2 separate regions of the Homo sapiens genome follow, and region 1 is linked to region 2. The links are chromatin contacts, found by Hi-C in ENCODE. All regions are on one chromosome and are shown on one strand. Each heading gives the region's core, a stretch centred on a gene start or an enhancer-like site at or near the end of the contact. The rest is flanking DNA. Distances are from core to core; before and after follow the strand shown. Region 1 holds the start of LINC00667 (long intergenic non-protein coding RNA 667). Region 2 holds the start of MYL12B (myosin light chain 12B).

Region 1 (4,364 bases), core at 1,068-3,567, 2.0 Mb before region 2:
GTCCAGAGGAAGACCTGAGTGGATGACTTGGCTCTTCCAGGTGAGCCTGATAAACAGGTATGGATCCGTTCCCTTGAGAGCATTCAGCAGAAAATAAAAGACTAAAGAAAATGATAAACTGATCAGAATCTGTAATTACCTGTTTTCAGAAGTATAAAAACCTAAAATCACTGACCAGTGACCTTCTGTCCCTCCATGTAACTCCATCTCTACAAGCAAGCCTTGTGTACCTTCTCAAAAAAAAAAGACATCTGTATGAGATATTTTGACTTTCATGTTCTGACTTATAAAATGGTGACGGCGAGCTTTCATTAGAAAATCCGTGTATTCTATCAAATGTATGCTCTTGTGAGGTTTACTGAAAAAAACTTGTTTTTTCCTTTGGTGGTGGTATCCTGTAGGTTTTTTACTATGGAGGAAAAAAAAAAACGCTGCTTTGAAACTGTCAGTAAATACGATCAAGACTCAATTTAAAACGGGACTCAAGCGTAGTTCATATGAGGCCAAGTTAATGGGGAGTTCCTTAGGAACTTTTGTAATACTAACTGGCAATAAAATAACTGCTACAACATGTCTTTATTTCGTCTTTCAAAAACAGTGTTTTCCCCTATCATCTTTAGGTAGATAAACTGTCCACGAAGGAGAGAGTGATCAGTTTATCTTAACATAAAGATTCCTAACTAGGAATTCAAAAAGATACTTCAGTGGGACGATATTGATCATCAGAATGACAAACCCATGAACGTTTTAGGAAAGGCAGTTTCAGATTTTTCTCCTTAGAGGGTTTCAAGAAACCCCTTGATTGAGAGGAGGGCACATATCCTCCTCTTACCTTCTTTGTTCCCAAAAGAGACTCAAAGAATTGTGAACCAAACTTTCATAATATAAAGTCTCTAATTACCTGAGAAAACTGCAGCCCAAAAATCTAAAGTGGCTTACCCAAAGTGAGGAAGTTAATACTATTCCTTTTAGTCCAAGAGAATAATGCCAACTGGATACAGCTCAAAGACTGCACCATTCCCATTATTTTTTGCCATTAGTTACGTTTAATTTTAAATATACCATCTTTGGCAGCAAAAATCAAGCTGGGCTTTCCTTCTCCTTTATAAATTGCATATATTTTTAACATATATTAACACTTTAAAACCGTGGGGTGGAAAGTTTAAAATGCCATAAAATAAGAATCATATATGCATTCTTTACACTGTAAAGCATTTTACCAGACATTAGAATCTGCATTCAGAATTCTTTCTCAGAACGTAAGTGTTCTTGAAGACATATATTTTGTCTTACTAATCTGTTTCTTCCAAGCACTACTGTACTAGGCATACGGTAAAGATATACATTCAAGTTTTAAAAGTAAATACTTTTTCCTGGTAGTGGCCAGGGCCTGCGTTCCTCAGACCAAAAGGCGCAAACTGGCATTGCTGTGATTTCAGAAGAGAAGTGAAATGTATAAAACGAAGTAATTCTGGGGAAGGAAAATGTCACAATTTTTCTTCAGTGTTGTCAGGCACACTAACCCGGGAAGCCGTCTCTGGGCCTGAACTATCCAAATTAGTGTCCGAGGAAGTGTGACAAATGCAGGCCCTTCCAAGTTTGACCCTGATTCTCAAAGGTGGCCAAAAGCCGTCTCTAGAAACGGCGGTGGCAGCGGCGTGATTCTGGGAGGTCCATTCAACTTTTAACAGGTCCTGGGCAGTGACCGGGTTGCTGGGCAGTGCAAAGGCATAGAGATTGGCGAGAACAGGCGGCGATCAAGCTTCCCAGCGAGGGTCAAAGTCCAGCAGCTTGGAACTAGTGAGCCGGGCTTGTAGGAGTGAAGCGGCTCGCGCGGGCCCGGCCGGCAGCCGCTCCCCAGACACCGGGGATCCGGCCCGACTGTTTCCTACCCACGACGGCGAAGACCCGCTACAGCGCGTCCACGAAGCCCCAGTACTGAGCCAGGACGGGGCTCTCCCTCTCGATGTAGGCGACTACGAACTGCTCCGCCAGCCGGTGAGGCAGCTAATTAAGAAAGCCACCTTCAGGATGTCTTTCGAGAATCTAGCCTCGAAGAAAGTCATGTAAGAGAACGCCTGCATCAAAAAGTCGGGAGGCCGGGCGGAGTCGCCGTTAAACGTCCAGGGAAAGCCACCAGGTGGGCCGGCGAACGCTCCCGGGCCAGCAGGTAGGCTTTCTCGCACAGCAGCCCCCGCACCCGGTCCGTAAGCTCGTTGTTCTCCCTGCGCCGGGCATGGTTCTAGGTCAGGAGGTCCTACATCATGACAGCCAACGCGTCCATCCTGCGCCTCCCCGCAGGCCTTGCTCCCCGCTCGGTCCCTCCCGGCCGCGGCGCTGCCGGAAGTGCGTGTCGGCGCGGGGGCGGATCCCGGTGGCGGCGAGGGGCGGACTCCGCGGACAAGGCCAGGCCTAGCCTTGAGCTCCGTCGGGCAGGGCCGCCGGGATTGGTGTCCGGCAGAGCGTGAGCCCAGCGGGCTGGAGTCGGCGAGCGGGAGTGAAAGAAGAAAAGCTAGAGAGCGAAGGCAAAGCCCGAGGAGAGAGGGCCGCGGTCGGCGGAGGAATCTGACTGCACGGTTGCGTGCGCTCACTCCCGGAGGGCTCCCTCAGGCGGGCGGCTCCGCTAGTGGCTAAAGGCAAAGCATTCCGGGGCGCGGCGCATGAAGTTGAGCTTCGTCCCTGCTAGCCGCCGCTTTCTCCCCAAAAATACATCCTAGCCTTAATGTTTATGCCTCCATTGCCCCAGTTCTTATCTGTTTTGCTCAATGTCTCATAGCTACAAGAAGGCAATTTCTGACGAAGCCCTCCGTCCCTTCCAAATGGATTATTTTGGCGGGCTTCCACCCGGACAGTATGCCACCCGAATGACTGGACAAGTGCACGGGAGCGGCTGTCATTTGCGGAGTGCGCCTTGCGATCTAGGCGCCTCACAGCGCAAATTATCCAGTAATTTCTCTGAAATCGATGCTGGTTTGTTTTCCCAAGGCAAATCAGCAGCTTATACAGACATTGGGGCCACAAAGCCGGTGGAACAACGGGAGACGGCTTCCTGAGTGTCAGGTCCTCCAAGATGAGCTTAAACTTCGGGTGGTGGGCAGGCTCGGTAGGCGGGAAAGGCCCGTGTCCAGATGAATGCAGTCCATGTTTATATTGATGAAAGACACGTATACCATTTGGTCCAGCTCAACCATTCTTAACAAGTGCTGGCTGTGAGCACTGGTGTGTGTGTGCCTGCGTGCAACCAGCAATGTAAGTGATGACCAGCTGCATGATGCCTTAATTTGAGTGGACAAAGTCGGTCAAGAACCACTTTCAGGCTTCTGGGTCTCCAAGTCTTTGTCTCCCTGTATCCAAACGAGGCATTCCAAGTTTGACAGCATGGAACATTGCATGTCCGAAATACCAACCGTGAAACTGGGTAAAAAGCTTCAGGAGGTGATATTGATGTGTATAGTTTAGGAAATAAAACCCAATACTTACTTCAAAGAACGTAATTTGTGGCTTTTTAGAGAGAAGGATACTTTGACAGTTTTCATTTGTCGTCTACATGTATATGGTACGTTTCATTCTGCCTTTTAATTAATTTGGTATTTTACTATGAAAACTACTTTGTATTAATAAAATAATGTATTTCCAATGTTATAAGTTGTGTTATAACAGTTTCAAAAGCCAAATAAACAAGATGCATTTTGATATCAATTGTTTAAAACGCGTATTTTGAGGAAGAACAAATTCATACTCAAAAAAGTTATCTTTGGGTGGAGTATTGTGGAAAATTTTTACTTTATACATTTCTAGGTTTCTGAAGTGACTGTATTCATTTTATAATTATAGAAACAAGACGTTAAATCCAGAAAACAAAACTTAAGCTTAACCAACTAGAAACTGTCAACCAACTTCTCACTAGGGACTTCCCAATTTAACCAAATATTTTTATTTGTTTTGTGTCTGCAAACATCTTACAAAAGTTTTCCCTTTTTGCCTCCACAGTGGAGCACTGAACTGCTTGTGGTCTAGTGCTGACTGATTCATGAATCACTGGATGCTCAAATAAACTCTAAATTAAAAAAGACATTAAATGAAAGAAAAAGTTAAGAAAATAGAAATGCTTTCCATTTTTTAACAAATGCTTAAACGGAAGGAAGGATGCATGCAGAGGTTAAGTAAGACTGCGTTTCAGATCTGAGGCTCGATCTGAAGAACATGTAGTATATGCCTATTCCTTTATAGCTAGACGTTATTTTCTTTGCTGAGGGAAAAGGAACATGTCATTATATTCAACTCTTCTAAAAAAGGAAAGCCATCTACCGAGTCAGTATAATTTATGGAATTTATCTGGAGCTAAAGGTAGTATCAAAATGCCA
Region 2 (4,507 bases), core at 809-3,308:
GAATTCCAACATGAGGCTTTTCTCTACGGTCTACCTATGGTTCCAGTCTCTTCCCCAAGAGATCCCTAAGGAAACTTAGTAGCTACCCACTGCTCCATACCTGGAAGAAGCAGTAGCAACCAGGGACAACTGGGTGCTAAAGATGTGCCAGGCACTGATTTAAGCATTTTGTATGTGTTAACACATTTAATCCTCACGACAACTCATCATATAGGTATTGTTATCATCCTCTTCTCTCAGATACGAAAATCAGGGTAAAGAGAATAAACAACTTGCCACACAGCTAGAAAATGGCAGAGCTCAGTCAGGATCTGTACTCAGGAAATCTAGCTCCAGAGCTTGAACCACTAGCCAGTAACATCCTGCATACAGGCAGCTGAAATTCTCTACCATGAAAATGTGGATACCTGGGCATAACAAGCAATGACACCCCAAAGCTAATGTGTAGAATGAGGAAGGAAGATCACAAAGATGCTGGCAAAAAGGGTATGATAAACTCATCCCCAGATATACCTGGAGCCTTTGAATCTTGGGAGAAAGGGAAAACTAGCCCCATGTCGGGGCTCTAAATCCTGTTCTTTCCTAACCCTAGCAACTCTTGTCTGGACATCTGTCCTTCAGAAATTGCAGTTCATCTTGTTCAAGCTTAGTTTCATCAAAGCATAAACGAACATCGAGTCAGCCATCATAAAAGCTGTTTCACTCAAAAGAGCCTAAAGCACTCAAAAGTGCTCTTAGTTATAAAGTCCAGGAGGGTCCACCACCTTCGACAAATTACCTCACCTCTCTGGGTTTCACTTTCCTCAGTTATAAAACGCAAAGCCTTCACAAGGTAATCTATCAGGTCCTACTGAATTCTAAATGCTTTGATTCTTCTCTTACCAAAAGACCATTCCAAATCTACCTTAAACTAAAGCGGCCAAACGAATCCTCTAAACATCCCTTTCTTATTACTCCGTTAGTGAAGACTCCAAAATTACTCTCTATGGCTTCTTAGATAATCTTTTCTTTCTCCTAAGTTTTCAAGACATCCATAAGAAGGTCCTACTTACCTATCTACCCTTATTTCCGACTATTAGTCATTACAGTTCTGTTCCATACCCGCCGGTGTCCCCACGGCCTGCTTTTCACAGGACACAATTCCCAGCTTTTGAGTTTTGCTCGTTACCACCTCCCACACATCTAGCCGGAAACGCTAAGTTCTCCCTCTTAAGGTTGAATCCAAGGCCTTCAGTGAGGTCACGACTCTTTTCCAAGTAACCTTTCCCTATTTCTGTTAATGGTCCTTTCTTCAATCAACACGAATAAACTAAACCTTTACAAGATGCAAGACACACTGAGCGAATTACAACTCTATGTAAATCATCACATTTGAGCCCGTATCAACCACACACTCGGTTACCGGCATGCTAATGGCTTCCTTGGAGGCTTCACCTTAGGCAAGACCGTGCAACAGGAGGCTCCTCCACCCTCCAAAGCATCTAGGATAGTGTTGGGCACAGGGCAGGTGCTCCACACGAACACGCCCGGGTCGGCCCCAATCCACCGCCAGGACCCGCCGCGGCGCCGGGAGGGCAGGCGTTGGCCGCCGGGCAGCCGGGCCGTCCAAGGCCCAGGTGTCTGAGGTCACCCAGGTGGCGCAGGGCCGGCCCACGCACGGCCGGGACCCGGCCACTTCTCCAGCAGGGCGTCTCCCCATACCGGCTCCATCGCCTGCAGCCTCCCGGCCCCTGGACGTCCGGGCCAGGGCCTCGCCACCAACCCTCCTCCCGCCGCCAACCCTCCTCCCTCCACCTCCGGCCCCGCGCCCCCTTCTCAGCCAGTCTGACAGGTCCTGCCGCCGCCTGGCCGCCCTGGGGCGGGGTCCGGCCGCAGGCGCGCGACGGGAGGGGGCGCGGGGGTACGGAGACGGCGGCCCGAGGGGTCTCGCGAGCAGAGTCGAGCGCGACTCACCCGACGCCAAACACCAGAACCGGGGCCGCCCTGCGCGAGACCACAAACGACAGCGAAGAGCGTTAGGCTGTGGCCGGACAGTGGCGGCGCCGACACTTCCTGCCTGAAGGGGCGGAGCGGAAGGCGCACCGGAAGGCGCACCGGAAGGCGCACCGGAAGGCGCGGCGGGACCAAGTGGAACGGGGGTGCGCTGAGTGTTCGCGCCCGGGCCGGCGGGGTCTGCGTGTCCGCCGAGCGGCGGGGCTGCTGAGGCCGGACGCACACGGCCGGGGTCTTAATTGCCCCTCCGGCCTGCTCCGATCCGCTGCGATATCGCGGCCTGCGCTGCGGCGGTCGTCCGCAGCCCGGCCCTCGTCCCCCGCTCCTTTGGTAGCTCCGCCACCCTTCCGCATTCCTGGGCCCGCTGGGCGCGGCTGGGCAGGCCGCTGGAATTTGACCCGAGTGGGCCGCGATCGGCCGAGGATTTGGGGTCCCCTTTGACCCAGGCGGGGCGCGATCCGCCTAGGATTTGGGGTCCCCTGGCGCCGAACCCTGAGTTGCCAGATGTAGCAAGTAAAAGTACAGTTCTTCTAAATTTGAATTTCAGACAAGACAGGTTTTAGGGTTCGTCTCATGTAATGTTGAGAAGGTGAGGGCGGCGCCTGGGCGGATTCTTCTCCGTTCCAGAATCCCTTTCTCTTTTCAAACCGCATTACAGCCCGAGTTAAATTCTTTAACCTACTCCTCTCTGCTTACCCTCATAAGGTTTACGGCCGTATCAGGCTACGGCCGCAGCCTACGGCTGTTTGATTCCCCTTTTGGCCACAAGAAAGTTTTATTCGAACTACTTGCTTTCCTTTATCAAGAAAATGGCAACGCACACACATACATGCACACACAAATAAAAACACAAAGCTACGTTTTTCAGGTTTTGTTCTAGATCGTGTTTGTGGCTGTGTTCTTCAGGATATTTTCCCTCACCTTGAGGTAATCTAGCATTACTTCATCTAGCATTACTAAAATAGCATTACTTCAGGATGGTGGAGGATCGGCAATCTAATAGCAAATCTTTATTGAACTCTTCTTACTGCCTTAACATGTGCCGGATGCTGAGAGATGAATTCAAAGCCTCTTAGGGAGTTTATATTCTAGAAATCTTTGATCAGAAATTCCTAGAAGAGAGGGACCTTGTGTTCAGCACTCTGTAGCAGTTCTTAAACAGTAGCACGCATAATAACAGGGCTTTTAAAAACATTTTTGAGCCTCAAAACCGGGTATCAGGATTCAGTGAGTAAGGGGTGGAGGATAATTCGAATTTCTGGTAAGCACACATGATGCTGATGGGGTGGTCGCCATCCCAGCAGCACAGCTCTAAACGCGGTTCATAACTGTGTGTATTTTCTCAATAGTGTTAGAAAAGCAATTGCTGAAAAGTCACACCTGGTTCTACAATATTTACTCTTAGGTTTTGGTTCGATAGTCTAAATTAAAAAAAAAAAAGTTTCTAGAATTGTGCTGTCCAATACAATCGTCACTAACCACATGCAGCTAAACTTAAATTTAGTTCCTCAGTTGTATTTGATACGTTTTATTTTTAGAGATGGGGTCACCCTATGTTGCCTAACCTGGAATGCACTGGCTATTCACAGGCGTGATCATAATGCACTACAACCTGGAACTCCTGGCCTCAAGCGATCCTCTCACTTGAGCCTCCCAAGTAGTTGGGACTACAGGTGAGAGACACCGCACCAGTGCGTCTGGCAGTATTAGACACTTTTTTTTTTCTTGAGACGGAGTCTTGCTCCGTCGCCCAGGCTGGAGTGCAGTGGTTTGATCTCGGCTCACTGCAACCTCTGCCTCCCGGGTTCATGTGATTCTTCTGCCTTAGCCTCCCGAGTAGCAGGGACTACAGGCCTGTGCCACGACGCCCAGCTAATTTTTGTATTTTTAGTAGAGACGGGGTTTCACCATGTTGGCCAGGATGGTCTCAATCTCTTGTCCTCATGATCCGCCCACCTGGGCCTCCAAAAGTGCTGGGATTACAGGCGTGAGCCACCGCGCCTGGCTAGTATTAGACACATTTTAAGTGCTCAATAGCCACATGTGGTTAGTGTCCTTATTGTATGGCACAGAGAGCATTTCCTTAATTACAGAAGCTTCTATTTGACAGCACTATTCTGAAGAAATAATTCTAAGGTATATTGTTCTCTCTAGATGCAAAAGAAAAGCCTATAATAGGCTTTGTTTAATCATGAATAAAAATTTATTCACTAATAAAAATAGCTGGATAGCTAAATATCTATCATTGGGAAATTGTTAATTATAGCATGCCCACATCAAAGATAACTGAAGTTAAGAATGGTTGAAAAAGAAATATACTCAAAACAATGGTGGCTATGCCAAAACATGAGATATAATTTAAGTAGTAAACGAAAAAACAAGTTGTAAACTCATTACAACTCTAAAATGTGTGTGGATAAATACTGGAGAAAAGTCACATTTCCTGCTATTTGAGCAGACACAGAGAAATCTAGACTAAAAAGATATAGGGACTTGGAAGATGGAAGAGCAAGTG

Evidence for each region. Hi-C counts contacts between places; a loop is a spot of excess contacts on that map. Pooled maps may share reads with other maps.
Region 1: a map of CD8-positive, alpha-beta T cell shows a loop between it and region 2 (10-fold over the local background). The contact joins the promoter of LINC00667 here to the promoter of MYL12B in region 2. A Hi-C loop is called at or near these places in 1 of 168 maps with a recorded cell type or tissue (CD8-positive, alpha-beta T cell), 2 of 37 single-sample maps with no recorded cell type and 12 of 50 pooled maps.

The regions. Positions count from the first base shown.
Region 1 is chr18:5,236,053-5,240,416 of GRCh38, reverse strand. It overlaps LINC00667 (long intergenic non-protein coding RNA 667), which reads right to left and starts at 2,317. Exons shown (of 3, transcript NR_015389.1): 1 at 1,368-2,317. It overlaps LINC00526 (long intergenic non-protein coding RNA 526), which reads left to right and starts at 2,388. Exons shown (of 1, transcript NR_026849.1): 1 at 2,388-3,693. It also overlaps the pseudogene LOC100422274. RefSeq lists an enhancer at 1,802-1,981 and a silencer at 2,202-2,371.
Region 2 is chr18:3,259,684-3,264,190 of GRCh38, reverse strand. It overlaps MYL12B (myosin light chain 12B), which reads right to left and starts at 2,058. Exons shown (of 4, transcript NM_033546.4): 1 at 1,954-2,058. MYL12-AS1 (MYL12A and MYL12B antisense RNA 1) reads left to right here and starts at 1,832. Exons shown (of 4, transcript NR_130145.1): 1 at 1,832-2,138; 2 at 2,861-2,919. RefSeq lists a silencer at 1,513-2,402 and an enhancer at 2,613-2,662.